3 separate regions of the Homo sapiens genome follow, and regions 1 and 2 are each linked to region 3. Evidence: chromatin loops called from intact Hi-C (ENCODE). Cell type or tissue: PC-9. All regions are shown on one strand. Each heading gives the region's core, and the rest is flanking DNA. Links, peaks and the distances in the headings are about the cores only. Region 1 overlaps FBXW2 (F-box and WD repeat domain containing 2). Region 2 has its middle 17 kb from the start of MEGF9. Region 3 overlaps MEGF9 (multiple EGF like domains 9).

Region 1 (10,375 bases), core at 873-8,872, 140 kb before region 3:
CAAATGGATTACTGAGTAGTCTTTGCACCATTCCCATCAGCCTAATCAGACTGAATGGTCACGCTCAGTGCAAAAAGCTGTTTTGCTGTTAGGATGTTTCAGTGTTTCTTGTCTTTCCTGGAACAGTTCAGTTGTTTAAATTTAGTAATTCAATCCTGACCAGTGTAAACCCACTTAATTATTGCAGCCTAAAGAATTCAGCTACTTCTACTCTTCATAAATGTGCCCAAGTAAATATGTGTTTTTAATATTCAACCCTGGAAAATTAGTAATTCAGATGATAAAAGCTCATGTTTTGGTGTCTTTGTACTCAGATTGTGAACAGGCATATTTCACTGATTTAGACTTAGTATACTTGATGAGAATGCTCAGGTTGAAGAGATAGTTCTGTCAGCAATCCAACATCTATAGCAATGTGGAAAAAGTAATCAACTCATATTTCACGAATTTGATGTATGTTGTGATTTAGAGGGCATGAGATAAAGTTTATATTTGAACTGTGTGGGGTAGGGGGAAGAAGAGGTTGCTTAAGCAAATAGTGGGGTGATTGTGGAACAAGATGTCTCTAAGATGAGAAGTTATTTTCTTGCATCATAGAAGCACTCTTTTTACCCGTGAGTGATTGTGTTAACTATAAATCATTTATATCTGTACATTAAAGCAGATTCCCTCAATTAGGCAAATTTGGTTAGCCAAGCCCAAGTTATTGTTTGTACTTGAAAGTAATAAAGCTGCATTTCCTTAAAAATATATTCTGTAGTTAAGACTTTGTCTTGCTTTCCCCCCAACCACTTCAGACATTTTATCCAACCAATGCAGGGACTTTTCAAAAGTCAGTGTGTTTTTGAAAATAGAACAACCCCTTGAGTGATCTGAGGTGGCTCTGTTTTTTTACTGTTTCTGCATCTTCTAGAAGGTAAACTCAACAATATAACCATTTCTGAAGGTGATCCAAAAAGCAAAACAATAAAGGTAAAACACAAGGAAATAATTTTGGTGAATTTCATGAATAGTTGCAAATGAAGGGATGGGGTGGGTAAAAGTCCCATTTTGCTTCCAGACCTTGGAATAGTCTTCCTCTCTTTTGCCCAAGGATGTGTCTATCCAGCACATCTTTGCATGAGTTCTTTCTTACTAACTTAAACTTACGGGGCTTCTTGTCATTTGAGTACCACGGCCCTGCACCTTTGATCCCCTGACAGCATCATTAAGGGCAGATTGTCATTCCTGTTTTACAGATGAGAAAGCTGTGGCTTGGTAAAGTGATTCATTGCCTAGAGGAGTTATAGTAAGTGGTGAGGCTGAAGCCCTGATTTTCAGCCCCCACACACCTGGATTTTTTCCATGTTTTCATGTTTGTCTGTTCTTTCTGTATTTCAAGTCTCTTCAAATCCCGACTGCTGCCTTCTGCCTTCACCACTTGTGTGCACTGTTCAACCTGTCTTATGCTTTGCTTCCAGGGAGTCTCCCCAACCACTTCTTTGAGCACTTACTTGCTCTTGTTCAATCTTGGTAACTCTCCGTTACCATCAGGGCACATCTGGATTCCTTAACATCATGGAGCCCTAGCTAATTTCTTCGAGCAAACAGTTCTTGCTCCTCTATTTATTTCCACCCTTGCGCTTTGGGTGTTAATCTCCCATCCTCGTGGAAAGTTCTTGATGTTCCTTTCCACCAGTCCTAGGGCCAGGCTTTAATCCCATTGATCTCCCACTATCTTTAAAGCCTCTGCTGACCACCATACCCCACTCCAGCCTCACTGAGCATTTTTGTGTAAGGTTAGTGGTGCAGTTCATTTAGCAATAAATACTGTTGTACCTTTTGCAGTAGACAACTATTAACTTTCATCCTTGATTCTCAGTTTTTTCCAAAATACAAGTGAATACCTGGTTTCCCCAGCAACATTGTAAGATTGAGAGTAGGAATTCATTGAGATTTTAATGAATTCCATGGATTGTCTTAAGAGCTATCTAAACTTGGAAGAAAAATAACTTCCAGAGCATCTAAAATTGAAAATAAAAGATCAGAAGCAAATGAAAGATCAATTCCACACAGCTTTTCCTCTCTTAGACGTCCCTCTTCTGCCATATCCTGTAAACATCTGAAGTGTTCTGAGTACATTTGGAGAGAATATTTAATGATCACACTGTGATTAGACATGAGTAGTCCCTGCCAGTGGGATGTTCCTGTCCTTTGCATTTTAACCACATGTTCTGTGCTCTCTGTGGTAAAGATAATCTAACAGTAATAAAAACTTATGGAGAAAATTACCCAGAGCTCCTTTATCATTACGATTTTTAATACTCTCTTCTAATCCTTATGCACATGTGTATGGATTTATGTACTGCAAATCATTGTTTTGTAATACATTCTCAAAAATGTGCTTTAGGTTTTTACAACTACCATAATATTTTGTAATTTTCCTTCATTACTGTAATTTGCTAAACCATTTCTGTTTTGGTAGATAATTAGGTAGTTTCCAGTTCTGCTTTTTAGAAGATACTACAGAGAACTTCTTTGTGCATATTTCCTTAGAACAAGTTCCAGTAGAAGACTTACTCGCAAAAGCAGTGGAATTTTTTCTTAGTATTTTCTGTTACAGGTACAGAAGAGTGCATACAACACACAGTTTTGTCGAATAGTTATGAAGTGAACACTTGTCTAACCACTGCCCGAGTCAAGAAAGAACATTTCTAAACATGTTTGCCAATTTAATAGATATAAAGGAAGTATCTCAAGGTTGCTTTAACTGACATTTCTTTAACACATGACAACATTTTTATGGGGGAGGGGACTAGAGAGAAAATGACATATTTTTATGTGTGCTTATTTGTATCTCTTGAATTCTGTCTGCATCTTTTACCCATTACACTTTCAAATACTTGTGAAATCATTGGTCGAGATGAATTATGGCTATAAATAAAATTTCACTAATCTAATTATCACTGATTTAGAAATAATAGTTCAACCCAAGACATGCGTTGAAGTGTTCTTTCATTACATAAAAAGGATTTGTGTCAAGTAAACCTATACACAATCTGTTTACATATTACTGGTTTATATGGTACATCACAAATTATGCAAAAAGTAGATCTAGTAAGACCCAGTACCAAAGATTAGAGCTAGTCAACAATACTATTTAAAGGAAAATATGGACAGTCATGAGTCAAAATGTTTTTTCCCCAAATTAACCATAATATATATTGAAGTTTAAAATGAGGAATTCATTTTGGAAAGCAGCCAAGCACAGATTCTAAGAACATAGTAATCCTGTGTTTTATTTTTACTCAATGCAGACTCGAGGGTGTCAGGTGTGCTTTTATATCTCCAGCTTCTAAGTTCAGAGAGGAGATTTTCTATCTGAAACTTTTTATAGGATAGCAAACATTCCTGAGTTTCTTAGTTCAGCAGGTTTAGCCATGTAAGGCAGCTCTTGGGCTAGTTGATCTTTCAGGCTTTAAGGGCACAAGGCTTAAACTCTATTTGACAGAAGAAGAGAAAAACAACACTTAGGAAGTCTGTATATTGGAAGAAATGGAGAGGTGGAAATAATAGACTAAGAGTTATTTTTTTCATTTTCCTTTTCTCCCTCACCCGACTATGTCTTGAGAACAAACCATGTCTCATTCTTCTCTGTGCTCACATCACCTAGAACTACAAAGTAAACTGGAGGAAGGATGGATGGATGGATGGATGGGTGAATGGGCCTTGGGTTGGTCTACATTGATTTTCTGTAATCCAGTGTTCACAAAATGTACTTTCCTTCCAGCATCACCTGGAAACATCAGCATCACCTGGAAGCTTGTTAGGAATGCTAATTATCAGGCCACACCCAGACCTAATGAATCAAACTTTGGGGCTGAAGACCCACAGGTGTTTGTGATGCCCACTAAGGTTGAGAACCCCCGGCTATTATCTAGCCTGTTCTGCCACCTAGTGGAAAATTTGGGAGTTGCAGCTAGTAATGAGAGCCAGATTCCGTTGCTGTAGAAGACGTTTAATTATACCAAGGACTTTCTTGCACTTAAGGTTACTGCACATTCTGAGACTGAGTTTTGTTCTTGTCGCCCAGGCTGGAGTGCAGTGGCGTGACCTCTGCCTCCCAGGTTCAAGCAATTCTGCCTCAGCCTCCTAGGTAGCTGGGATTACAGGCGCACACCACCATGCCCAGCTAATTGTTATTTTTAGTAGAGATGGGGTTTCACCATGTTGGCCAGGGTGGTCTCAAACTCCTGACCTCAGGTGATCCGCCCACCTCAGCCTCACAAAGTGCTGGGATTACAGGAGTGAGCCACCGCACCCAGCCTAAATGTGTTCTAATACTGTACTTGCCTTCTACTTTATTTCCAGTTATCATAGGGCATGTCATGCTAAGACATCAGTAGGCAGCAGAAGGAACTGTCAACAGAGTAAATAGACAATCTACAGAATGGGAGAAAATATTTGCAAACTATGTATCTGACAAAGGTCTAATATTCAGCATCTGTAAGGATCCTAAGCAAGTCTACAAGAAAAAAAAACCATTAAAAAGTGGGCAAAGGACATGAACACTTTTCAAAAGAAGACATGTGTGTGTCCAAAGAAAGCATATTTAAAAAAGCTCAATAACTGATCATTAGAGAAATGCAAATCAAAACCACAGTGAGATACCATCTCACACCAGTCAGAATAGCTATTAAAAAGTCAAAAAATAACATGGCCAGGTGCAGTGACTCAGGCCTGTAATCTCAGGACTCTAGGAGTCTGAGGCTGGTGGATTGCTTGAGCCCAGGAGTTTGACACCAGCCTGGGTAAGAGGGTGAAACCCCATCTCTACAGAAAATACAAAAATTAGCCAGACGTGGTGGCATGCGCCCATAGTCCCAGCCATTTGGGAGGCTAAGGTGGGAGAATTGCTTGAGCCAAGAAGGCATATGTTGCAGTGAGCCATGATTATGCTACTGCACTGCAGCCTGGGAGACAGAGCAGGACTCTGTCTCAAAAAAAAAAAAAAAAAAAAAAAAATTTTTTTTTGACCGGGCCTGGTGGCTTACGCCTATAATCCCAACACTTTGGGAGACAGAGGCAGGTGGATCACCTGAGGTCAGGAGTTTGACACCAGCCTGGCTAACATGGTGAAACTCCGTCTCTACTAAAAATACGAAAAAAAAATTAGCTGGGCATGGTAGCAGGTGCCTGTAATCCTCGTTACTTGGGAGGCTGAGTCAGGAGAATAGCTTGAACCTGGGAGGCAGAGGTTACAGTGAGCCGAGATCACGCCACTGCACTCTTGCCTGGGCAACACAGTGAGACTTTGTCGTATCAAAGAAAAAAAAGAATGAACTTTGGAGAGGTAGAGAAAAGGGAACACATATACACTGTTGGTGGGAGTGTAAATTAGTTCAACCATTGTGGAAAGCAGTGTGGTGATTCTTCAAAGAGCTTAAAAACCAGAACTGCCATTCAACCCAGGAATCCCACTACTGGGTATATGCCCAAAGGAATATAAATCGTTCTACCATAAAGATACATGCACGTCTGCTGGGTGTAGTGGCTCATGCCTGTAATCCCAGCATTTTGGGAGGCCGAGGCAGGTGGATCACCTGAGGTCAGGAGTTTAAGACCAGCATGGCCAACATGGTGAAACCCCATCTCTACTAAAAATACAAAAATTAGCCGGGCGTGGTGGCACGCACCTGTAGTCCCAGCTACTCGGGAGGCTGAGGCAGGAGAATCGCTTGAACCCAGGAGGCGGAGGTTGCAGTGAGCGGAGATTAAGCCACTGCACTCCAGCCTGGGCGACAGAGTGAGACTCCATCTCAAAAAAAAAAGAATGAGAAAAATATTTTCTATTTGCTTATTTTTGTATTTTCTAAGTTTCCCACAGTGAGCATGAGTTTTTGTTGTTGTTGTTTTTGTTTTTTGTTTTTTTTTTGAGACGGAGTCTTGCTCTGTCGCCCAGGCTGCAGTGTAGTGGCACGATCTTGGCTCACTGCAAACTCCGTCTCCTGGGTTCACGCCATTCTCCTGCCTTAGCCTCCTGAGTAGCTGGGACTACAGGCACCTGCCACTGCACCCGGCTAATTTTTTGTATTTTTAGTAGAGATGGGGTTTCACCGTGTTAGCTAGGATGGTGTCGATCTCCTGACCTCGTGATCTGCCCACCTCGGCCTCCCAAAGTGCTGGCATTACAGGCTTGAGCCACCGCGCCCGGCCGAGCATGAGTTTTTTTAAGAATAATTAATTTTTTTTTAGTTATATAATACAGCTGCAGGCATCTTTTAGCTCAAACTCCCTCTTTCAGGAAACACGTATGAGGTTTCTACTCTGTATCAGGCATCGTGCTGGAGCCTGGGGATATGTAGATTAATCGTGTATGGTCACTGTTTCTGGGAGCTCAGGTTCCCTAGGATAGTACACACACAAAACCCAAGAGGTGTCATGAAGGAAGCACCAAGAAGGAAGAAGTTCTACTTAAGGGTGATAACCAAGGTTCCATAGAGGAAGTAACTCTCCAAGAGATTTGTAAGCTAGTAGAAGGATTCTAGATACAGACTTTCTATAAACTGATACTCTTTGTTTGCTGGCTCTAGGTTGCTAACCTAGATGCATGGTTGGTGGAACTGTATCACTCATCGGGTCTTTATTAAATATAGGAACACAGAAGACACTGCTAGAACTTGAAGGCAAAAATCATTAAACAACTGAAAACACAAAATGAGCAGGTTGGTGGTGGTGCCAGCCTGGTTTTTAATCTCTTCAAATCCACACAAAGAACAGCAACTAGGCCAGGCGCGGTGGCTCACGCCTGTAATCCCAGCACTTTGGGAGGCCGAGGCGGGCGGATCACGAGGTCAGAAGATCAAGACCATCCTGGCTGACACGGTGAAACTCCGTCTCTACTAAAAATACAAAAAGTTAGCCGGGCATGGTGGTATGCGCCTGTAGTCCCAGCTACTCGGGAGGTTGAGGCAGAAGAATCGCTTGAACCCAGGAGGCGGAGTTTGGGAGGTTGCTGTGAGCTGAGATCATGCCACTGCACTCCAGCCTGGGCGTCTCTGTCTCAAACAAACAAACAAACAAACAAAAAACCCAGCAACTGAATAGCAAAACCAAGGGCCCAGACAGTACTTTCAACAAAGCTAGGTACAAGGTAACTTCATGAGCCCCAGAATACAGTAGTTGAGGCGAAATACCTATTGCCACAAGAACATTTTTGTAGGAGGAAAATGAAGGAAGGAAAAGAGATAGTATATGAGAGGCCTGAGAACAGGAGAATCCAAAATAGGCAACAGGTGATCAATGGAGAGTTGGGCTGCCAATCCTAAAATGTCAGCTGAAGCTGGGAGAGGCTCTCCAACAGTGGATGAGAACAAGGACCTAAGGCAAGAACGCCTGAAAGGGCTGGAGCACTGTAGCCCTTATAAACAGTTGAGGCTGATCGGCTCTCTTTTAGGACAAGGCCCCACACCAGGGAAAACTCCTGGGGCTAAAACTCCTGGGAGCAGGACAGGGACAAGAGAGGAAAGTAAGAGATGGCCCAGACTCAAGAAAGGATAAAGACAGAGGCAGGAAATGCCAGAAAGCAACTTGCAATATGTTTGAATCCATACATAAGAGAAGAGGGACTGCTCTGAGAAGGTTGAAAAGCTTGCCTGAACATACACTCATTCCAAAAAGTCAGGAAAACAAATTTTACATAAAAATAATATAAAAGTATCAAGATCAAATTCTATACACAGTTATTAAGAAAAAAATGCGAAGAAGGAGCAGATTAACATCCTTACAGACAATGAAAACACACCAGGGAGACACCATAAAACAGACCAAGACTAACTTAAAAACAAATACATCAGCCTGGGCATGGTGGTTCACACCTGTAATCCCAGCACTTTGGGAGGCCAAGGCAGGCTGATCACTTGAGCCCAAGAGTTCAAGACCAGCCTGGGCAATATGATGCAACCCCATCTCTACAAAAAAAAAAAAAAAATTAGCTGGGCATGGTGGCATGTGCCTATAGTCCCAGCTACTCAGGAAGCTGAGGTGGAAAGATCACTTGAGCCTGGAAGGTCCAGGCTGCAGTGAGCCATGTTTGAGCACTGACTCCGGGCTGGACAACAGAGTGAGACCCCATCTCAAAAATAATAATAATAACAGATAAACAGATAATGATTTAAGAGATAAAAGACAGTGAAAAAGAAAGATATGTTTAAATAAAAAGGAAATGAAGAGATAAACAAGATTTGAGGGAAATTGACAAATATTGAAAGCAGCAAAGATCAAACATACAGGTAATAGGAGTTCCTAAAGAAGAAAATCAAGTAAGGGAGGAACAGAACAAATGCCAAAAGATATAATTCAAGAAAACATTTCAGAAATTTAAAAATGTTGAAACTACAATTGAAAGTATACCAAGAGAATATACACCCTGAGTGACCAATATTAAAACATTCCATTAAACTTATTAAACTTTAAATAAAAAGCAAATATTATTTGGGCATCCAAATAGTAGATGGGGAAAAATTCCTCTTAATAAAAGTATTCCAACTCTAAATGGGAAAAAGATAGAATATAACCAGTTTGCAACTCCTCTGAATGAATAGATAGGCATTGAGCTTCACCCACTCCTAAGATCACAAAGAGACAACAAATCATAATGTGTCTCCTATAGTCATGCCAAATACCCTCAGTAATCTTGCCAAAGGAACCAAACGTGAGTTTGAACCATTCTCTGAACTTAGGTACCAATTTGCAGGAAATACCAAGGATAGAGAAATATGTTGAACTGCAACAGGAGTATAAAATCAGCAAAATCCAGACTGCAGGAAACTGTAGCAAATGGCCTGGGTTTTTCAACAGATACATTCTAAGGAAATGAAAGGGGTGGAGGAAGAATCTATAAATTGAAAGAGACAGGGCCAGGCATGACGGCTCATGCCTGTAATTCCAGCACTTTGGGAGGCTGAGGCGGGCGGATCACCTGAGGTCAGGAGTTAGAGACCAGCCTGGCCAAAATGGTGAAACCCATCTCTACTAAAAATTCAAAAAAAATAGCTGGGTGTAGTGGCACATGCCTGTAGTCCCAGCTACCTGGGAGGCTGAGACAGGAGAATCGCTTGAACCTGGGAGGTGGAGGTTGCGGTGAGCCGAGATCACGCCATTGCACTCCAGCCTGGGCAACAAGAGCGAAACTCCGTCTAAAAAAAAAAAAAAGAAGATACTTGAATAAGAACTTAAGAAGATGCTTAACATCATTAGTCAACAGGGAAACATCTAAATAGAATGGCTAAAATTTAAAAAACCAACCAAACCAAGTACTAGAGAAGATGTGGTGCAACTGGGGATCTCATACACTGCTAACAGGAATGCAAAATGACACAACCACTTTGGAAAAATATGTGGCAGGTTCTTAAAGTTTAATAGACACCTACCATATGACACAGCCATTCCAGTCTTAGCTTTTTTTTAATCCAAAAGAAATAGAAACATATATCAACACACAGCCTGGCCAACATGGCACAAACCCGTCTCTACTAAAAATACAAAAGTTAGCCAGGAGTGTTGGCATGCACCTGTAATCCCACTTACTTGGGAGGCTGAGGCACAAGAGTTGCTTGAACCCAGGAAGCAGAGGTTGCAGTGAGCCAAGATTGCGTCACTGCACTCCATCCTGGGCAACAGAGTGAGACCCTGTCTCAAAAAAAAAAAAAAAAAAACCCATACATCAACACAAAGATTTGTACCTAGATATTTATAGCAGCTTCATTTGTAATACCCCCAAACTGGAAACACCCCCAAATGTGTATTAACAGATAAATGGATGTATAATTGAGATCTATTTATACAAAGAAATACTACTGAACAATAAAAGGAAAAATTATCAATATATACAATAATATGAGTGAACCTCAAAATTATGATGCTGAGTAAAATAAGCCTGATAAAAAGAATGCACACTATATGCTTCTATTTATACAAAATTATATCTATAAAATCAATCTCCAGTGACAGAAAGCAGACCAATGGTTATCTGGGATGGAGCTGAAGGAAAGGATGACCACAAAGGTGCTATGGTCTGAGTTTGTGTCCCCCCAAAATTCATATATTGAAATCTTAACCTCCAAGGTGATGGTATTAGGACGTGGGCCTTCGGGAGGTGATTAGATGGTAAGAGCAGAGCCTCCATGAATGGGATTAGTGTCCTCATAAAAGAGACTCAGTGAGTTTGTTTCCCTCTTCTGCCTGGGAGGTTACTGTGAGAAGACAGGTGTCTATGAAGAAGCTGGCCCTTACCAGACATCTTGATCAAGGTCTTCCAGCCTCCAGAACTGTGAGAAATAAATCTCTGTTGTTGGCTGGGTGCAGTGGCTCACATCTGTAATCTCAGCACTTTGGG
Region 2 (10,375 bases), core at 1,609-9,608, 110 kb before region 3:
AACAGATACAGGGTTTCTTTTTGGGATGATGAAATTGTCCTGAATTAGGTAATAGTGATGATTGCAAGAAAGACCTCATGAATATGCTAAAAACCACTGACTTGTACACTTTAAAAGGGTGAGCTTTAATACTGTAATAATACTGTAAAATTCTCAATTTTTAAAAAAGAGAAGGGTTGGGCACAGTAGCTCACGCCTGTAATCCCAGCACTTTGGGAGGCCAAGGCAGGCAGATCACCTGAGGTCAGTAGTTCGAGACCAGCCCGGCCAACATGGGGAAACCCCGTCTCTACTAAAAATACAAAAATTAGCTGGGCATGGTGGCAGGTGCCGGTAATCCCAGCTACTCCGGAGGCTGAGGCTGAAGAACCGCTTGAACCTGGGAGGCGAAAGTTGCAGTGAGCTGAGATTGTGCCATTGGGCTCCAGCCTGGGTGACAAGAGCAAAACTCCGTCTCCAAAAAAAAAAAAAGAGAGAAAGATCTAAATGTATTCACATGTTGTATTATTCATTGAAAAAAGCAAAGTACAGAATAACATCTATCCTATGCCATTTTTGTGAAAGTCTTTTTTTGATATTTCATGGTCGAGATTGTGGGGCTTCTTCCAGAATATGTCAGTCTTGCCTTCACTCTGCCATAAGTTCAGGCAAGAAAGCAGCTCCTTTCTCTAAAGAATAGATAGCACCTGCCATGCACCAGGTACTGTGATAATGTATAACAATTTCTGTGTAATGTATAATTATTCCCATTTTTCAGATGGCAAAACTGAAAGATAAGAGAGATGAGTGACTTGCCAAGTTTACACAGCAAGGACAGGAATGAAAACTCAAGCCTGTCTAACTCCAGAGAAGGAAGAGCGTGGGCTCTTGGAATCTGATTCTCAGCTTTGTTTGTTCCCTGTGGATTGTCAGGCCATGGGCCTGGAGGCTGCTCCATTTCAGGAAGCGTAGCTAACAAGAATGCTGGTTTATGAATTTACACGGAGAGGTTGTTCATGGTCCTTTATTTGAGAATAGTAGTAAGTGGACGTCAGAGAGTCATCTTGCCCCAGGGGTACGCCCCTGTATTTTGATGGGAATATTTCAGTAGCTCCTAACTGGTCCACTCATGTTGCCTGGATGTTCCATGCTCCTTCACAAAGCTGTCCTTGCTAAGTTGCTAACTAGAAAACCCTTCCTGCCTACCAGCTAGTCAACAAACTCCTACTTCCCCATCAAAACCCAGCTAATATGTCCCTTCTGTTTTCTTTTCAACAACACCATTTATAGATCCTCCAACTGAGCCTTTTTAATAACACTAGTAATGTTATCATTTATTGAGCTCCCATTATCTGCTAGGCAATTTTAAGTATTGATATACTTGTACCTTTTAATGTTCATGGTAATTATGCAATACAAGTATAACTATTTACATTTCTTCCAGATGAGGAAACAACCTCGAGATGTTAGGAAATTTGCCCAAAGTCTCACAACCAGGACATGAAGAAACAGAACTTTCTGACTCCAAAGTTCATACTCTCCCCCTTACACCACATCCCCTTTTCCTTGCACCATTCACTTTGAATTGCAAATACTGCTTGTCACTTGTCACCATCTTCACCCTTGCCCCACAAGCCCTGGCAGGCAGGTGGTGGCTCTGATTTCAGGACTGCCACCCCATTGTCCAGTACAAGGCCTGCTCTCAAGTGGCCAATCCTAAAAGTTGCATAGCAGTGAATTGTTTCATTTACAGGAACACACCTTGGAAAATAAAAGCAATGTGTTCATTCTTTCCCTGCAGATGGGATAGGCCCACTCTCTCCCCCGAAGAGGTGATAAGGGGGCAGGTCTTGTCTCCTTGAGGACTTGCAGATGTTTCCTGAGGCCCTGAGAGCATTTCTGCTTCTGACCTGCCTTGGCTGCCACTGCCAGTTAATGTGAGCTGCTGGGAAAGCCAGCTTCATGGCTCTGCTGCGTGTGGATGCCAACCACTGACTCCAGCCAGCTCTCCTGGAAACTGCCCTGAAATATTAAGGCTAGTAGGGGCCCACCAAGGATGGAGGCTGCATCACCAGCTTGCTGGATTCTCACTGAAGCCCAGCAGGATTTTCATTGCAGAAACTAAGCTTGTTAAGACCTCAAGCTTGGCAGTCAGCTCTAGCTTTGAAAATCTCCTCTACCACTTACTAAATCTGTGGTCTCTGGGCAAGTTTCTCAGCCTTTCTTAGCCTCAGTTCCTTCATCCATAACAGGAAGTAATTGCCTTCTTTTCTAGGTTGTTGATAAAAAGAGATAATGCACATAAAACCCTTCCCATTGAGCCCAGCACAGTGCCTGCATACAACAACTGCACCAAAAGTGATGATAATAATGATCATTGTTATGCAACTATCCATGGCAAATTTTTTCTTGTTTGCAGCTAAGAATCTTGATATGGCTAATATTATTAGTTGGGGGAGCAGAATAGTTTCTTTGGAAGGACAAGTCATTTGGGCTAGATGAGTAGTTTTCCCTAGTCCAGGACCAGTCCTGCCTGAGAAAGTGATCTCCCACCTTTGGGTGTAAACATATGCTGTTCTAGATCCCAATTCCTGGAGTAACCCTGGGAAGGCAGAGGCCTGGTCAAAACAAGACCCGTACTTTCCTGAATGCCAGGAAGCAATTACTTCTGTATCCCAACCACCTAACTCTAGACAGAGCAATTAGCAATTATTAAAATAATTTATTATTTTTTGAAGAAAGTGAATGATAATTTTATAGTGAACAATGTTTAAAAGTTAGAAAGTATTTTCTTAGGGATTATGATACTTACATTACTTAAGCACACAAATACCCACAAAAAAGAACATGGACTTTATTTAAATTTTACATAACTATTTCTTGAACTCTTCCAGTTTTCATCAACAGGGCTGCAGGGAGAAACTGATTGATTTGTGCAGTTTGGGTTTCCAATATTTTCCCTGGACATTCTTTCATATATACTTTTCTATATTTTGACGAATTTCATTTTGTCATTTTTAAGCTTATCATAGTATTCTTTCAAATGGGGGCCAAAGTTTGCTCATCCACCTGTCATTTGGGACCTGGGTAGGCCCCACTTTATGTAATCATGCATAATACTAGCAACCTTTATTTAAAAAAAGATTTATTTATTTACTTATTTTTTGAGACAGTCTCACTCTGTTGCCCAGGCTGGAGTGCAATGGCATCATCTTGGCTCACTACAACCTCTGCCTCCTGGGTTCAAGCAATTTTCCTGCCTCAGCCTTCCGAGTAGGTGGGATTACAGGTGTCCGCCACCACACGTGGCTAAATTTTGTATTTTTAGCAGAGACAGGGTTTTGCCATGTTGGCCAGGCTGGTCTCAAACTCCTGACCTCAGGTGATCTACCCACCTCAGCCTCCCAAAGTGCAGGGATTACAGGCGTGAGCTACCGCTCCTGGCCTGAAACAAGATTTAAAAACAATTTTGGAAATACATCCTTAGGACGAATCACTTAGATGTGGACTTGGGAGCCAAAGGATAGGAATAGATTTTTCTGCTTTTGTTACTAAAGGTTGGATTATCCTGAAGATAGAGAAAACCAGCTCACAGAGATCCTCCATGCACTCACTTCTGGTCTGAAATAGGAAAGAAATACAGAAGCAATGCCAATGAGATGACAAGGCACTCTTTGCAGAGCCAGGCAGCATTTGCTGGAAGGGGCTGGACTTTTCTTTTCCATGGGAACGTTCTCAGCTGATATCCCAGTCCTCTGGCTGTCAGTTTATTCAGGGCTACTCCACCCCCGCCTCAACTGCCTTTGCAGGAATTGCACAGTGGTAGTTGACACAGAGCCGGACGCACTCTAGAACCTCCCATGAATTCCAGAGAGTCAAATGCCTGTGGTGGGCAGGAATAAATGTTCTACTTGAACAAGGTGACATGGCCTGGGAGAGGGAGAACCACACCGACCAGGCAGGGCCCCGCCATCAACCTGCTGATGCAACAGGTACCCCCTCCCCACCTGGATGGCAGATTTCTTAATTTACACAACTATAGATGCATTTATTTGGCTTAGGAATTTGATTCCTTTTTTTTTTTTATACAGTTTCACTCTGTCACCCAGGCTGGAGTGCAGTGGCGCCATCTTGGCTCACTGCAACCTCCGCCTCCTGGGTTCAAGCAATTCTAGTGCCTCAACCTCCTGAGTAGCTGGGACTACAGGTGCGCACCACCATGCCCAGCTAATCTTTGTATTTTTAGTAGAGAAAGGGTTTTACCGTATTGGCTAGGTTGGTCTTGACCTCCTGACCTCAAGTGATCTACTGGCCTCGACCTCCCAAAGTGTTGGGATTACAGGCGGGAGCCACTGCACCCAGCCAGGACTTTGACTCTTGATAAAATACAGGACTCCTGGGAGAGGGTACAGTACCATTTATATCCCAGAGTGAACTATTTTACCAAAGCTGACTCTGAGAACAGGCCTGGTTGGGGAAGGAGGTGAAGAGACCCCATGAAGATCCTGAAAGCAAGGCCGGGTGCGGTGGCTCACGCCTGTAATCCCAGCACTTTGGGTGGCCAAGGTAGGCAGATCACTTGAGGTCAGGAGTTCAAGACCAGCCTGGCCAACATGGTGAAACCCCATCTCTACTAAAAATACAAAAATTAGCCAGGTGTGGTGGCACAAGACTGTAGTCCCAGCTACTCAAGAGGCTGAGGCAGGAGGATCACTTGAACCCAGGAGGCGAAGGCTGCAGTGATCCGAGATCACACCACTGCGTACTCTAGCCTGGGACGCCATGAGAGTTTTTATTAAAAAAGGAAAGAAGAGAGAGAAGAGAAGAGAAGATCAGTTCCTGAAAGCAAGAAAAGGAGGCCCGTGAAGGAGGTGAAGCTCATGGTCTAGCCTTCTATAGTTCACAAAAACTCTTAAGATGTAGGCTTCCTTCTCTAGTTGCCTCTGCCCCAGGGGGCTCCTTGAGAAGAACACTGTGCTTTGGGGGAGCAGCAGACAAGCCCCCCTGAGGTCATCTGGCTTAGAAACAAACCTGGGATGGGTGTTTCCTGTTGGATTGGAGAACTGACTGAGCTGCAGTTACAGTGGAGTTGCCCCAGTGGGCATCTGGCCTTCACAGTTAGCACCATGATGATGCTGTGATTTCTGCTTTGCTGTGGCTCTGTTTCTCTGGAAGCGGAATCATCACCATGATTTAACCTTTAGCCCAGCTCAGCGCACTAGACTGTGGCTCAGACCAAAACTTCCTTTCAGATTTTCTCTCTCTCATTTGCTATATTCTACCCATTCCAGCTTTTTTCTCCCTCTCAAACACATACGAAGCTTGTGTCTGTCTATGAGACTTTGCATTTACCATTCTGTCTCCCTGGTCTTCCCCAGCCTGCCTCCTCGTTCTCATTCAGGCCTCAGCTCAATGTGTACCTTCTCCCAGATGGCTTCCTTGACCATGCTTGTGAAAGTGACATGCCACCCCGGAGTCATTTTCTATCCCATTATTAGTCTGTGTTTTCTTCTTAGCACTGTCATTTTCTGAAATTATCTGATTTATTTAGGTACCCATATACTCTCTGGCTCCCTAACCAGAACATAAACTCCATGAGAACAGCAACAGAGCCTTTCTGTTCTCTGCTAAGAGCTGAGAATAGTGCTGGCACATACAGGGGATCCATCCAAGGATCACAGGCAGAGCCGTCCTTGCTTTTCCTCATTTGGCTTTAGAGTTTTTCTCCTAAGTGGTATACAGATATTGGCTTGGCAGGGAACAGAGCCAGGCAGCCAGTCCTGCATGCAGACCAGGGTTCCCGCCTAATTTAGCAGCTTCACAAGGGGTGTGGCCTGGGCTCCAGGGATCTGAGCTGGACCCAGTAGACAGAAGTTCACAGAGATGGGCTTTAGTGTAATAGCAAAAGGACTTGAGAACAGAGCTGACAGGAGACAGAATGGGAACGCCGATGCTTAACTGCACCAGTTCCATGCCCATCCATCCCCCTGTGGTCCACTCGCCACCCTCTGCTTCTGTGCAGCCTGCCCACACACCTGCAAGCTCACTGAGCTCATTGGTCACTGGAACTGCTTCCCAGCACAGAGGGTGGGGATTCGGCATCACTGGGGGAACTAAATTGGATGGTCTCTGTGGGCCATTTCATCTCCTATTTCAGGGGCTTGGCTGAGAGCAGTTTATTTCTAATCCTGAGGACTGCAGGGCCTCCAGGGAGGAGAGGGTGACAGACTGGGTTAAGCTGTTAATGGTGCTCTGGGGTTAAAGCTCAATGACCCACAGTGCCAGTGCACTGATTAGTGACCACATCCGCCCACCTGCTGTTTGCTTAGCAGGGAGAGCTGCTCTTCTGAATCAGGAATGCAGCACCAAGAAGAAATATGCATTCCAGGCCTGGTTCTGCTGCCAAGTTATCATGTGAGCTTGAATGAGTCCTTTCCTGCTCTGAGCCTTGGTGTGTCTTCCTGGAAGAATGTTTGGATTAGACCTAGATGCTTTTTTTTTTTTTTTTTTTAGATGGAGTTTCGCTCTTGTTGCCCAGGCTGGAGTGCAATGGCACGATCTTGGCTCACTGCAACCTCTGCCTCCTGGGTTCAAGCGATTCTGCTGCCTCAGCCTTCCAAGTAGCTGGGATTACAGGCATGTGCCACCACGCCCAGCTAATTTTGTATTTTTAGTAGAGATGGGGTTTCTCCATGTTGGTCAGGCTGGTCTCGAACTCCTGACCTCAGGTGATCTGCCCGCCTTGGCCTCCCAATGTGCTGGGATTACAGGCGTGAGCCACCATGCGTGGCCTGACCTAGGTGCTTTTTAAGGCCATCTCTTCTAACTCTAACGTTCTAGGATTAACTGGTGAACCTCACACATGAAAAAAGTTCCATCCATGGCAAGAGCTCATGCCCAGGCTCCAATTCTTCAGCAGATCCTCTTTCTTAGCTGACAGCCTGGAATGGAACCAAGACCCCTGACCTCTGTCATCGGCAGCTCAAGTCTTCTCGGAGAGTCTGTGTTTATTCACAGCTCTGGCTGGGCAGCTGAAAAAAGTATGTGATCTGTCAGTGGACAGATCCTGAGCTGTCCATCAGGAGGGAGATGAGCTAAGTCTAGAAGCCACCTGGGGGCTGTCCCACCAGCGCCCCCAACAGGTCTACTCATCCAAAGGGCAGGAAAGGGACTTTGTGCCTCTGCCTTTGATGGTGTAAGGACTCCTTGGGCAACATTTATGCCAAGACCTCGCTGTATTTGGCAGCCTTAGGGAAGCCTCCCTGTGGTCTTAAACCTGGAGCAGGAAGGAAGTGTAATGACAAGAAGCCTTTTCGTGAGGCCCATGACTATTTCATGATGTGATAGTTTCACTGCTGATAGTTTCACTGCACTTTCCTGAAACTCAACTCATCTTTGGCACAGCCATGTAGGAAGATCAGGGAAGCCTGACACTGCATTCTGGGGCCATTCTTTGTCCTGAGCCAGCAATTTCTTTTTCATTCTGTAGGGTTCTTGTAGGAATGAAAGATTCAGAAAGCCCAATAGTTGAGTAAACATTTCTCAAGCATCTTCTCTGAGCTAACCCCAACTTGGGAACTGGGGATTAAAAATGAATTTATTAACTTTTTAATGTTCTGTGCAACATATACACCTACACAGACACAGGGCATAGATTCTCTATTCATAGATGAATAGGCTTTTCACAAAGCATAAATCTTTTAGATCACTGCTAAATGGACTGATACACTGGCTTTAAGGGAATATACTTCTCATGTTTGAAAAAAATATTTTTAAAAAGTCAGACATAGTCCCTGCTCTCAAGCAGTTTGGGTAAAATCCTTTCATCCCTTTGAGCTTCAGTTCTGCAAAATGGGACTGTTGATCCCATCAAGGGCTGCTAGATTTAATGGATCAAATCACAAGATGCCTAGTTAAATTTGAATTTTAAATTTAACTGGACATCTTGCATTTTATCTGGTAATCCTAGCCCTGCCCAAACTAGGACTTTTATAAGGTACAGAAGGAATAATATGTGAATTAATAATGTACAACAGTGCTTTACAGTTTACGGAGTTCTGTGTCAGCGAGAAGGGTTTGGATTGAATGACTTTGATGTAAGGGGATCTCTTGCAGGCTTATGATTGTATTCTCATGATGAAGATCCTGAGACATGAGGAGAAAGACTCAATGCTGCATCCCTTGAGAACACTTTTAATTCCAGGACAGTGAATACAAAACCCTCAATGGCAAAAGATGGAGCCTGGAGCAGCGCATGTGAGAAAGCCCTGGGGTTTTTGGCTCACAGAAAAATCAAAACGGGACCCCTTAGGATGTAAACTCCATCTGCGTCTTCTGGCCACATCCTGGAAAGGATGGTATCCAGAATGCTGTCATTACTCAGACTCCCACTGGAACATTAAAAGGGACAGGAATGGGCCTGGTTCAAGGAGCTTGAAACCAGTGAGTGTCCTGGCAGGGACAGGAGTGATGAGAAGCGTCTGAACTGGAGATCTGTGGACTCAGGGGACATAAGCCATGGGCTTCCCATCCAGCATGGGTCCTGCTTTCTGGAAGGTGCCACTGCCATCCGAGGTTGCCAGCAAGCCTTTGTTTTGGTAAAGGGCCCCAAGGTGACATTCTTTTTCGGTCACTGTCCAGCTCGGAGAAGTGGAACACCAACAGTAGCAGCGATTGTTCAAAATGTGAAGGCTGAAAAAGGCCTTAGAATCCCCACTCTTTTATTTGTTAATTGATTATCTTACAGGTGTGAGCCACCTGTAATCACAGCACTTTGAGAGGCCAAGGCAGTCAGATCACATGAGGTCAGGAGTTCAAGACCAGCCTGGCCAACATGGCAAAACCCCATCTCTACTAAAAACAATACAAAAATTAGCTGGTCATGGTAGCATGTGCCTGTAGTCCCAGCTACTCAGGAGGCTGAGGCAGGAGATTTGCTTGAACCCGGGAGGCAGAGGTTGCAGTGGGCCGTGATCGCACCACCGCACTCCAGCCTGGGTGACAGAGTGAGACTCCGTCTGGAAAAAAAAAAATCCCCACTCTTTCCTCCTTCTATCTTAGCAATGGGGAAACTAAAGACAGGGTGGGGAGGTAACCCACCCAAGACCACATAATAAGTTAGGTGCAGAGCTGGGACCAGAGCCCACATCTGCTGCTTCCCAACTCAGGGTCAGATTCACGTCAGCCCATCCTTTCCCGAGATTCCCTCTGTCTGGGCAGGCCCTCCAAGCAGCCACTTTTTTCCAAGGCCAATAACCCAGAGATACTGCTGAGAAGCCTTCATTTTTCACAGGGAGGAAAGGCAGTTATTTATTATAATAGTAGTGATGATAATCTGCTTGGGGACAGCACTTTATAGTTTGCAAAATACTTTCATGTCATTTACGTGACCTCCCATCAGTTCCTACCTTCCTACACCTTATACCTCCTGCACCTGTTGTCCGCCCCTAAATGTGCGGTGACGTCCCACAGTGAGGCAGTTTCTTGCGGTGTTTGGAGCATAGTTTCCAGCGCCAAAATGCATGCGATTAAAGCCTGGCTCTGTCATTATGAGTGTGATCTGGGGCAAGTTATGTAACTGAGGTTAACTGTGCCTCTGCTTCTTCGTCTGTAAAGTGGGGATGATGGTAATAGGATCTACTTTATAGGATTCTTATGTGAGAATTAAATGATTCATTTATGCTTACAACAGTACCTAGCACATTGTGAGGCCTTAACAAATATCAGCTGCTATTACTACTACTACTACTACTACGATTGTTATTATTTCAGAGCTCTGTTCTATAACCCCAGAGCCCTTCTGCTATTCCTGTTGCTCCTTCAAGGCTTAGCTCAAACTCCCCTCCCCTAGGAAGACTTTTCTTTGATTCTTTCCCCTCAGCAGAGTTCGATGTTCTTTAATATTTACTGCACTTACTTAAATGCATTATATTTGCCTATTTTCTGGTCCATTTCCCTGACAAAGCTGTGATCTTCATCTCCATCTTTATCCCCAACACCATGCCTAGAGACAGGCAGGTATATGTGCTTAATTGATGTTTGTTGAATGCATGAGTGAGTGAGTGATCCTGTGGATTCCAAAATCTAGGAGTAACTTTTTATTTCTGTCTTTCCTTCACCCCACACCAATCCAACAGCAAGTCTTGACAATTCCACTTCTAAAACAGATTCTGAATCTGCCTCTAAGCCAGTCCAGGCCACCATCTTCTCACGCCTGGACAACTCAGCCTTCTGGCTGCTATCTGTGCTTCTGTCCCTGCTGCTCTATAATCTGCCCTCATCTCCCTGCTTAAAACGCTCCCTGACTTCTCTTTGCTCCTAGAATGAAGCCCAGTCTTCTTCCCTGGCTACAGAGTCCTGCCCTCTAGCTTGTACCACTCTCTCCTTCACTTAATAT
Region 3 (10,375 bases), core at 853-8,852:
TTGTGTTCGAAACTAATACCTTCTTCTTGTAGGTTGTGGGTTAGGCAAACACCATCATTGAAAGTAACTGTTTATCCTTTTGTATATTGAATAACATATTTAGAGGAATGAGGAGTAAGCATATTTTGATTAACATTTTAAAAGCCTTGGAAATAAGCTGATGAAGTGTTGTAAGCCATTCTTTGAAAGGTACATTATGTTCTTTATAATTTTCTGATAGTATAGAGTGGCTTCGATTGACTGGTTCCTTCTTATTGAGTCATAAAATATTCCTGAATTTTATTTTTTATGAATACAGGTTTTCTTTGCTAGATCTTTAAGTACCTTGGGATATTCTTGTGTAAGACCGTATATGTGTGTGGCTTCTTTTCTTTTTTCTTTACTAAATTACTTAAGATTCATAGATTCATGCTTGATAGTATAAATTAGATAATGTAAATTTTTGTTGCATTTTTAAAAACATCTCCTATACTATGATCAGTACAAATTTTATTTAAGCTTTAAACATCAAAATATTTGGGCTTCTATCTCTGAGAACCTTTGACTTTGTTAGGCTGCAGCTTCTCTTCAAGCAATAAGATTTCTCAGCCTTTGTTAAAGACCTGAAATTTACTTGCAGTGAGAAAAGAGAGCAAGATTTATTGTGGACAGGGCATAAACACCATCACTGGAGTCAGGACCTATATAGATGGTGAATTGTAATGCTTTGGATCTACAGAATGAAGCTTGATACCTAAGTGGATATCAAGTTATTTGGCAGACAAATTTCTTGTACCAATTTAGAGTCAATCTTAGGAGTAGATAGTATGGTGGGGAAAAGTCTGGCTTTGTATGAATAGACTTGACTTACTAGCTGAGGACAGTAACTTTATCTGAATTTTCTCAGTAGTAAAATAAGTATTATGACCCTCACCAGGTAGAACTACCTTGAGGATTAGAGAAAAAATATATTTATTGACATAAGCCCTCAATAAATGATAGCTCATTGCATCATCATTATTACTCCTGCTTTCAAATGCCTCCATTTTAAATTTTCTGTAAAATTATTTGTTAGCTAAGAAATTGCATTATGCAATACACTAGACAGCTTTTAATAGCAATACAGAATTTGATAGGTGATTTATTTGGACACAAGGCTTTGAGATATGGTAAGTATATATGATTTACATGAGCTGGGCTTTCTTTCCCTTCTGGGGTGTTACTCAATACAACTTTTAAATTGATTTACTTTTATTCATTGTCTTTGCTTTTATTTGCAGTTCTGGGAAATGCCAGTGCAAAGTGGGTGTCATTGGCTCTATATGTGACCGATGCCAAGATGGATATTATGGCTTTAGTAAGAATGGCTGCTTGCCCTGCCAATGCAATAATCGGTCTGCCAGTTGCGATGCCCTCACAGGTACGTACTTTCCTTAACTTTGTCATGTAATTATTCCACTGTTCTTTTAATTTGGAAATCTTTCAGCTATAGGTTGATTCTTCTGAAATAGTTTGGAAGGGCCTTTATCTTCTAAGTAGGATGTACTAGATCACAGCAAGCCAAACTCCTGCTACAACAAACTTGAAAAAGTACGTAAATTAAAAAAAAAAAAAAAAAGTCATATACCTATGGAGGCAAGGAGAACTATAGGAACTAAAATTCCAGAAAGGTTGGAACTCTTCCTAGGTAAACTGATGATCACCAGCCATTGTCTTTCCAGGGGACATTTGCTGATTCTGAGCATAGGCAAAGAATGAGCTAGACCCAAGCAAAGGAATTCTTTAGGAAAGAGATACAAGAAATGTTTTTGGCAGTCATTTGAGGCTTGCATGATGGTTGGAAACAAGAGGATCCCCAAACACAAGGCCAGCTTTCCCACAGGATATTAGCCGACTATGCAAAAGATGGAAGGCTGGGCCAGAAAGGTAGAAAAAAATCTCTTTCTCTTTCAGTCTTGTGCTGAGGAGACAAAATCCCTTTAGAAAGAGAGGGCCTGCTATGACATTCAATTATCTCCCCCTCAAGATGTCTTCAGACTCTGAGGGTGCATGCAGTGGGACCTAAGCTCAAATTACCAAAGGCCAATACAAATCTCTCACAGTCTTTTAGGGCTAAGGAGACACAGGCTTGCTAGGCTCTGACCAAGAAATAGTAAGGAACCAGAAGTTGATTAACTCATACTAAAATTACAGTCCACCCTCAAGCCGCCTCACCTTCTGATTGGATTGAAGTAATTCTCTCATTATATCTGCCTAACAGATGAAAGGGGAGCCCTCTCTGGTTCTTTTATATACTGTGTCCGGCATACAATAAAAAATACTGGACAATGCAAAGACAGAAAAATGTGACCAATACCAAAGAGAAAAAAAATGAGCAATGGAAGCAGACCTTTAGGTGATCTAGGTGTTAGAGTCAACTTAGAAAGACTTGACTAAAGTTAGTATTTTCATACAATAAAGGGAAAATCAGACAAAATAGGTGAAGAGAGGCAAAATGTCAATAGAAATTGGAATCTCTAAAATATCAAATGAACAAACTGGAACTGAAAAATACAACATGTGAATTAATAACTCATTGCATTAATCTAACAGTAGATTGTACACAGTGAAGACAAAGTTAGAAGACTTGAATACAGTACAATTAAAAATATCCAAACTGAAGCATTTCGAGAAAATATAATGGAAAGAACAGAGCAGGGAAGATGTGGGACACAGCCAAAAGGTTTAGCATAAATGTAATTGGAGATCTAAAAAGAGAGGAAAGTGATACTGGATCCCAGTAATATCTGAAGAGAAAATGGCCATGAATTTTCCAAATGGATTAAAGGTGTCAACCGACAGATTCAGAAAGTTCAGCAAACCCTAAGCAATATAAAACAAAGAAAACCACATTTAGGCAAACTTAGTCAAACCATTAAAAACTAAAGCCAATTAACTTCTGATCTTAGTTTTCCTAAATGTAAGAATTAAGTATCCTTCCTTGGAAACATTTTTTTTCCCAAACAAACAAGCAAAAAAAATCAGGACACACTAGTCTGACAAGTACAAGTGTTTTTATGAGAACAGGGTGGCAAAATACTTGAAGTCAAAAGTACCCTGGAAAAATCGGTTGAAAGTTTTATTCTTCATTCAAATACTCTATAGTAAAACAAATTGATTTAGAAGAAATTGTTTTTTTTTTCTTTTATGCGATCTTGTCTCTGCCTATTTGCCAGTTTTATCTTGTGGCGTTCTTTTTCTTTACATCTGTGATCCAGTCAGACTGGCTTTTATTTCTAAAACAAGGCATGTTCCCTGGTCCCAGGGTTCTCATATATGATCTTTCCTCTGCCAAGAATGGTTTTTCTAATCCACCTCTACCTCCATCCTTGACCCCTCTGCCTTATTAAATCACATTCTTCCCTCGAGTCGTCAATTAAAGGCCACTTCATTAGAAAGCATTTCCTGATGCTCTAGGCTTAATGGTAATTTCCTTATTATATGCTCTCACATATACTTGTATTTTTTCATAGCACTTTTCACAGTTTGTAATTGTATATTTATTTGTGATTCTGAGTCACATATGGCTCACTCATGAGGGCAAGAACTTTTTTTTTTCACCATTGTATACACAATCTCTAGCATGGAGCTTTAGCATATAGTAACTACTCACTAAATTTTTATCAAATAAATGAACAAATGAATGGAAAGGCGTACAGAGGAAAGATTATTTTCAATACTGAGTAACAACAGGAATACTTCATTATACTGAGTCGATTAAAATTACTCCCTAGATCTTTTACAGTACCGAAAAGCAGTCTACATTGCTGATTCTCAGTTTTAATTTTTCTTAAGGCAACGAGGCCACTGTCTTTACTGTCATGTAAGTGCTGACCTGTCCTTTCTCTGGAGATAATTTAAGGCAAAATAATTCTTTTCATGGTTATGGTTTCTAAAAGCAGCTAGTAGTGAGAGAAATAAATGGGTTCTTTGTTTGGAATTATAATAAAAGTGGAATCCAACGTGAAGGAGTGCAAATACTGTATTTAAAATTACAAGCTTTATATAAAACCACTCTCGTCAAGTGACTTTATTTTCAACAGTGCTGTGATAAGGTTGCCCTCTGGTGGCCACTTACTGTGTTTTCACAGTCCTATTTTCACCCCCTCTACTGTTTTGCTATACCTTGTGTTTTAGATTGAAGTAGATTTTCAAAGTACTCTTTTTTTGTGGTAAGATATATTTGGATAAACATTTTGGAAAGCAATTTGACAGTAAGTATTAGAAATCTTAAAAATTGTTCTTTGATCTGGTAGTTCTATTTCCAGGAATCTATTCTAAGGAAAGAATTCTAAATTCTTAAGAAGGTTATATTCAGAGATGCTCACCAAAATGGTAGTTACAATTTTAAAAAGTTAGGCAACCCAATTTCTCACAATAGGGTATTAAGTAAATACTGTTATCTAGGCAGTATATTATTAAAAACACAGAAAACCAAATGTTGACCTTACCTTGAGCAAGTTGCTTAATCTGTTTCTTCATCTATAAATTTGATATAATAGCAGTAACTGCCTAGTGGGTTGTCGTGAAGATTAAATGCAATACACTTGTACAGCCTTTATATAGTGCCTGGTCCATCACAAGTAATCAGTAAATGGTAACTGTTACTATGTTCTCGATAAAATGTTTTGTTTTGTTTTGTTTTTTCTGAAACAGAGTTTCACCCTTGTTGCCCAGGCTGGAGTATGGTGGCGCGATCTCGGCTCACTGCAACCTCCACCTCCTGGGTTCAAGCGATTCTCCTGCCTCAGCCTCCCAAGTAGCTGGGATTACAGGCGCCCACCACCACGCCCGGCTAATTTTTTGTATTTTTAGTAGAGACGGGGTTTTGCCATGTTGGGCAGGCTGGTCTCGAACTCCTGACCTCAGGTGATCCGCCTGCCTCGGCCTCCTAAAGTGGTGGGATTACAGATGTGAGCCACTGTGCCTGGCTGATAAAATGTTTTAAAGAATGATATATAGCAATATGAGAAAGTGAAAGAAGCAAGGTATAAAATAACTTATGCCATATAATTAGACTAGTTAAAAAACAAAAGCCAAACCCCTGTAAATGAGGAAAGATTACAAAGAGAAGTACTAAAAATCTTTTTTTTTTTTTTGAGACCGAGTCTTGCTCTGTCACCAGGCTGGAGTACATGGCACGATCTCGGCTCACTGCAACCTCTGGCTCCCGGGTTCAAGCGATTCTTCTGCTTCAGCCTCCCAAGTAGCTGGGATTACAGGCGCCCACCATCACACGCCCAGCTAATTTTTGTATTTTTAGTAGACACGGGGTTTCACCATGGTGGCCAGGCTGATCTTGAACTCCTGACATTAGGTGATCCACCCATCTCGGCCTCCCAAAGTCCTGGGATTACAGACTTGAGCCACGGAGCCCAGCCTAAAAATCTTAATGAGAGATTTCCTAGGATGATTTTTTACCCCTTTCTACTCCTGTATTTTTCTAGATTTTCTTTATTAAGCACGTTTCCCTTAAAATGGAAGTGGGGGGATATTATTTTTAAAACTGGAACTTCATGTTCATATAATATACTTCCTTTGAAAATCCAGTGTACCTTTATGTATTCATAGTGTCCCATGATGAGTAACTTGACCTGAGCAGCTTGACTGAGTTGACCAATCCTCTACTCCCCAATGATACTTACTTCAGAGTATCATGCTTTCCTAGTTTTTGTGCTACCTAACCAGCTTTTCCTTCTTATTTGTTCTACTACATCTTCCTCAGTTCAGCTCCAAGCACTGGAGTGCCTCAGGGCTCAGAGCTTGTCAAGTTTGTCTTTGCCATTTAAACTTTCTCCCTAAGTGGTCTCATTCAGTCCCCTGGATTTAATTTGTATTTGTTTGTTTGTTTTAGCTCATTTTCCCCCTTAACCCTGGATTTAATTTAAATGCCATCTATATATGTGCTTATTATCAGATTTGCATTTCTCCGTTGATCTCCACACTCAAATATCCAACTGTCAAATATCCACTTGTTTTAATTGGCATTATATACCTAACACATCCAAAACAACTTTTTTTTCAACTTATAAGTTAAGCCTGCTCTATTCATTTCACCAAGTTACTCAGTCCCAAAGCCTAGTAGTCATTTTTGATTTTGCTCCTTTTTATTACTGCAAATATCCAGCTCATCAGTATATTCCATCAGCCCTATCTTCAAAACATACCCTGAATCTGACCACTGTTCATGACTTTTATTGCATCATCCTTGCCCAAGCCACTGTCATCTCTTTGAACTACTTTGGCACAGTCTCATCTGGCCTTTCAGCCTCCTCTCTTCTCTCCCTATTCTCTGATCCCCACCCCACCACAGTTAGTCTCCACATAACAACCAGAGCAATCTTTTTAAAATGTAAAACCAGATCATGTCATTTTCATGCTTAAGCCCTCCAATGGCTTCTCATCCCTTTTGGAATAAATAAAATTCAAACATCTCTCTATGGCCTATCTGGTTTTACATTTTCTGGGCCCTGCCTTTCTCTCTGACCTTATGCCCTGTTACTCTCTCCCTTGTTAACCTGGGCTCCATACTGGCCTTCTTTCAGTTTGACAGGTTAAAGCTTGCCTTTTGTTCTATAAAGAGGGTAAGGCATTTCTTCCTACAACAAAGCACATTACTGTATTTCAGATAGGTTTATATATAAATGATGAAATGGTAAAATAAATAAAGGAATAAGGAAAGGTCTTTTTGCAGGTAACAATGTATGTTTTCAATGTTTTGTCCCTGAATTTGGCTGGAAAGGAGCCCTACATTCCTTTCTTTGACTATTTATTTTCTTGGTTATCTCTACAAAGATTTTTGAGATGCTTAGTCAAGGAGCATGAAAAAATCATCTTCAGGAAACATTCCTTTTTCTTTTGATCCACCCTTTGGCCATCTTTCAGCAATGAGAATGTGAGAATGTGAGTTTTAGGGCAGTATTGTTATATTTTGGGGGGTTCCAGGCAGAGCATAATGAACAATGTTAAACTTCAGCTTATTTTTATGTATCATTTATCATAAAAGAAAGATTCTTAGATTTTAGATTTAAAGGAAACCTTAGATTTCATCTAGTTCAGCTTTTAAAATTTACAGATGAAGAAATTAAGACATAAAGAGAAAACATTATGTCCTATGGAATAGTCTTTCACCCTTTGAAATGCTCACATTATATTAAATCGTTAGCCAAAGAATTATTATCCCATTTTACAGATTAGAAAAGTGAAAATCAGAGAAGCTGTTTGCTTAAGGTAACTTAGTTTGTGAGAATTTCAGCTGGAAATGGAACACAAATTTGACATTAATTCCCATACCACTTTTTTTTTTTTTTTTTTTTTTTGAGACAGAGTCTTGCTCTGTCACCCAGGCTGGAGTGCAGTGGCTGATCTGGGCTCACTGCAAGCTCCGCCTCCCGGATTCACGCCATTCTCCTGCCTCAGCCTCCCGAGTAGCTGGGACTACAGGCACCCACCACCATTCCCGGCTAATTTTTTATATTTTTAGTAGAGACGGGGTTTCACCGTGTTAGCCGGGATGGTCTTGATCTCCTGACCTCGTGATCCGACCGCCTCGGCCTCCCAGAGTGCTGGGATTACAGGTGTGAGCCACCGCACCCAGCCCCATACCATTTTTTAATGCTATGTTGCCTCTCACAGAGGAGTTGTAAGCTATTAAAGAAGCAAATTCACATCATTAGTTTCTACCGTATATAGGTTTTAAACGTTATGGTCTTTATTTTTATTGTAAAAATAAATAATTATTAAATATATATATGAAGTGTTTCAAATTGCTTGAGTTCTTGAAATATTTTACAATGTGTATGTGATATATTTTACAGTGTGTTATTTTACAATAAGAAAAATCAAGGTAATAAAAAATAAAAGTGATGCATGTATACTAGAGATAATTTCTAGACTAGAGGGAGAAAAACTCTGAAAGGGCTATTGCCTCTCACGACTGTTGTTAACACTTTGGTTATTTATGTCTGGCCTATCTTTAATTTATTTGTTTTCTTTCTCTATAGTTGTACTTTAGGTACATGCACCTTAAAGCAATGTAAACAGTGATTAATATTTAAGAATCAATGAATTTTATTCTTTTTTTAATTTATTTATTTTTCTTCTGAGACAGGGTCTCGCTCTATTTCCCGGGCTGGAGTGCAGTGGCATGATCATAGCTCACTACAGCCTCAACCTTCCAGACTCAAGCGATCCTCCCACCTCAGCCTCCTGAGTAGCTGGGACTCAGGCATGCACCACCGCACCCAGCTAATTTTTGTATTTTTTGTAGAGACAGTATTTTGCCCTGTTGCCCAGGCTGGTCTCAAACTCTGGGGCTCAAGCAATCCACCTGCATTGACCTCCCAAAGTGCTGGGATTACAGGTTTGAGCCACTGTGTTGGGCTAAATTTTATACTTATACTTGCTTTCATTTTTACTTTTGAGATAACATTGTTTACCACGTAAGGTTATTTTTTTTTTACTCATTGATTTCTCATTGCAGGGTATGGCCAAAAAACAAACACAAATAAAAAATTCTTCTGGAAAAAATATTCTGGTATAAATGGCTTAAGAGAGTAGAATTATATTGTGGTAGTCACAAACATGTGGAGTCTTATTTAGAATAGTAAAAAGCCCCAAAATAGTAAACATATAAGCCCAGTAGCCCTGTAGGAGTAAAGGATTACAAGTGTGTGTGTGTGCATGTGTGTGTGTGTGTACACACACATGCACACACACACGCTTACATATATGTATTTATTTATTATTATTATTTTTGAAAAGGAGTTTCACTCTTGTTGCCCAGGCTGGATTGCAATTGTGTGATCTCGGCTCACCACAACCTCTGCTTTCCGGATTCAAGTGATTCTCCTGTCTCATCCTTCTGAGTAGCTGGGATTACAGGCATGCACTACCACACCTGACTAATTTTGTATTTTTAATAGAGATAGGGTTTCACCATGTTGGTCAGGCTGGTCTCGAACTCCTGACCTCAGGTGATCCACCTGCCTTGGCCTCCCAAAGTGCTGGGATTACAGGCGTGAGCCACCATGCCTGGCATATACATATATACATATATATATGTATGTATGTATATATGTATATAAAGGGTAGCAACATGACCTTTTCTTGTCACATCAGCTATGCACAAAGGACTTATTATTGGACTGCATCTTACCCTGAACATCCAAATTTTACTATGGAACTGTTAGCTTTTTTTTTTTCAGGTATTTTTTATATTAAAGCTTAGCACTTTATCAGAACTTTTTCTCTTAAAAATTCTTTGTATTGAACATTTTTAATAGGGGGAGAGTAGGTAGACAGATTTCACACATAATGCAGGTTTTGACGTGTCCAACCTGAGGAACAGTTTAACTTTTAAAATTGTTTTATTTTTAGAGCAAAACTCCAGTTTCCTAGTATGTATTTTTCAGCTGTTTTTTATTGTCACAAAGATACATAGCTAAAGAGAGATCATGATACAAGAAGATCTGAAAGAAGCCAGTACCTAAAGTGTCTACCACAGCATGAATATATACTACTTTGTTATGTGGGAAAAATGTCATTAACACTATCAGGCCTTTACAATTACATGATTGAAAATGATGATATTTACATACAAGTTTGATTTAATGTTAAGTGTTCACATAAACTTTTGAAGGTATCTTTCACAATAAATTTATGAAGTTTGGGGGAATTTTGCTGTAGTCAGTTAAGAATTGAGATTTACACTTAGGGAGGCCTACATGGGCGCATCACTTGAGGTCAGAAGTTCGAGACCGGCCTGGCCAACGTAGTGAAACCCTATCTCTACTAAAATACAAAAATTAGCCAGGCGTGGTGACATGCGCCTGTAATCCCAGGTACTTGGGAAGCTGAGGCAGGAGGATCACTTGAACCTGAAGATGGAGGTTGCAGTGAGTGGTGAGCAGAGATCATGCCACTGCACTCTAGCCTGAGCCACAGAGTGATCTCCGTCTCAAAAGAAAAAAAAAAAAAATTGAGCTTTTTAACATGTAGGTTGATGACATTTTCATTCTTTTGTTTTTTTCAAGTTTTGCTTCAGTTGTGAGACCATTTTATTTCACAGCCTTATTCTCTCTCCCCTTTTAAAAATATTTCTGCTAGTAAGGAAAAGAAATCAAGACTTTTACGAATAGTTTTAGCATTGGACTGTAGTTAGCTTACTTTGTAAAATGTCATTATCTTCCTAGATTTCTATGTAGAATTTACTCACTAATTTCCATAATAGTAGTTCTGAGTGTCCCTTTGAATCTTCCTGGCCCCATAAGGAAGGAATGTAAATTATGTTACACTTTCTCATTTTGTATTTTCAAATGTTATGCTGCTTCCATGTCTGTAGAACATCCTTACTAAT

What was found. A loop is a pair of places that touch in the nucleus more often than their neighbours do. Peaks named below come from ENCODE experiments on the same cell type or tissue, not always from the same donor. Only the 100,000 strongest peaks of a DNase experiment are listed, where the experiment ranks them.
Region 1: it touches region 3 in a loop (11-fold over the local background); 19 of 110 quality-filtered maps call a loop at or near these places.
Region 2: it touches region 3 in a loop (3-fold over the local background); 22 of 110 quality-filtered maps call a loop at or near these places.

What each region holds. Positions count from the first base shown.
Region 1 is chr9:120,749,572-120,759,946 of GRCh38, reverse strand. FBXW2 (F-box and WD repeat domain containing 2) reads left to right here. Exons shown (of 8, transcript NM_012164.4): 8 at 1-2,973. Among named protein-coding and RNA genes, the nearest start is that of FBXW2, 39 kb to the left of the region's middle. In PC-9, for the core only: CTCF peaks have their summits at 3,718 and 3,926 (motif pointing left); a DNase peak (open chromatin) is centred at 3,906; H3K27ac peaks cover 264 bases.
Region 2 is chr9:120,726,747-120,737,121 of GRCh38, reverse strand. No RefSeq gene overlaps it. Among named protein-coding and RNA genes, the nearest start is that of MEGF9, 17 kb to the right of the region's middle. In PC-9, for the core only: no CTCF peak of the experiment used is centred there; DNase peaks (open chromatin) are centred at 6,351 and 7,271; H3K27ac peaks cover 5,393 bases.
Region 3 is chr9:120,613,640-120,624,014 of GRCh38, reverse strand. MEGF9 (multiple EGF like domains 9) reads left to right here. Exons shown (of 6, transcript NM_001080497.3): 3 at 1,260-1,399. Among named protein-coding and RNA genes, the nearest start is that of CDK5RAP2, 39 kb to the right of the region's middle. In PC-9, for the core only: CTCF peaks have their summits at 3,898 and 4,100 (motif pointing left); a DNase peak (open chromatin) is centred at 4,074; H3K27ac peaks cover 2,679 bases.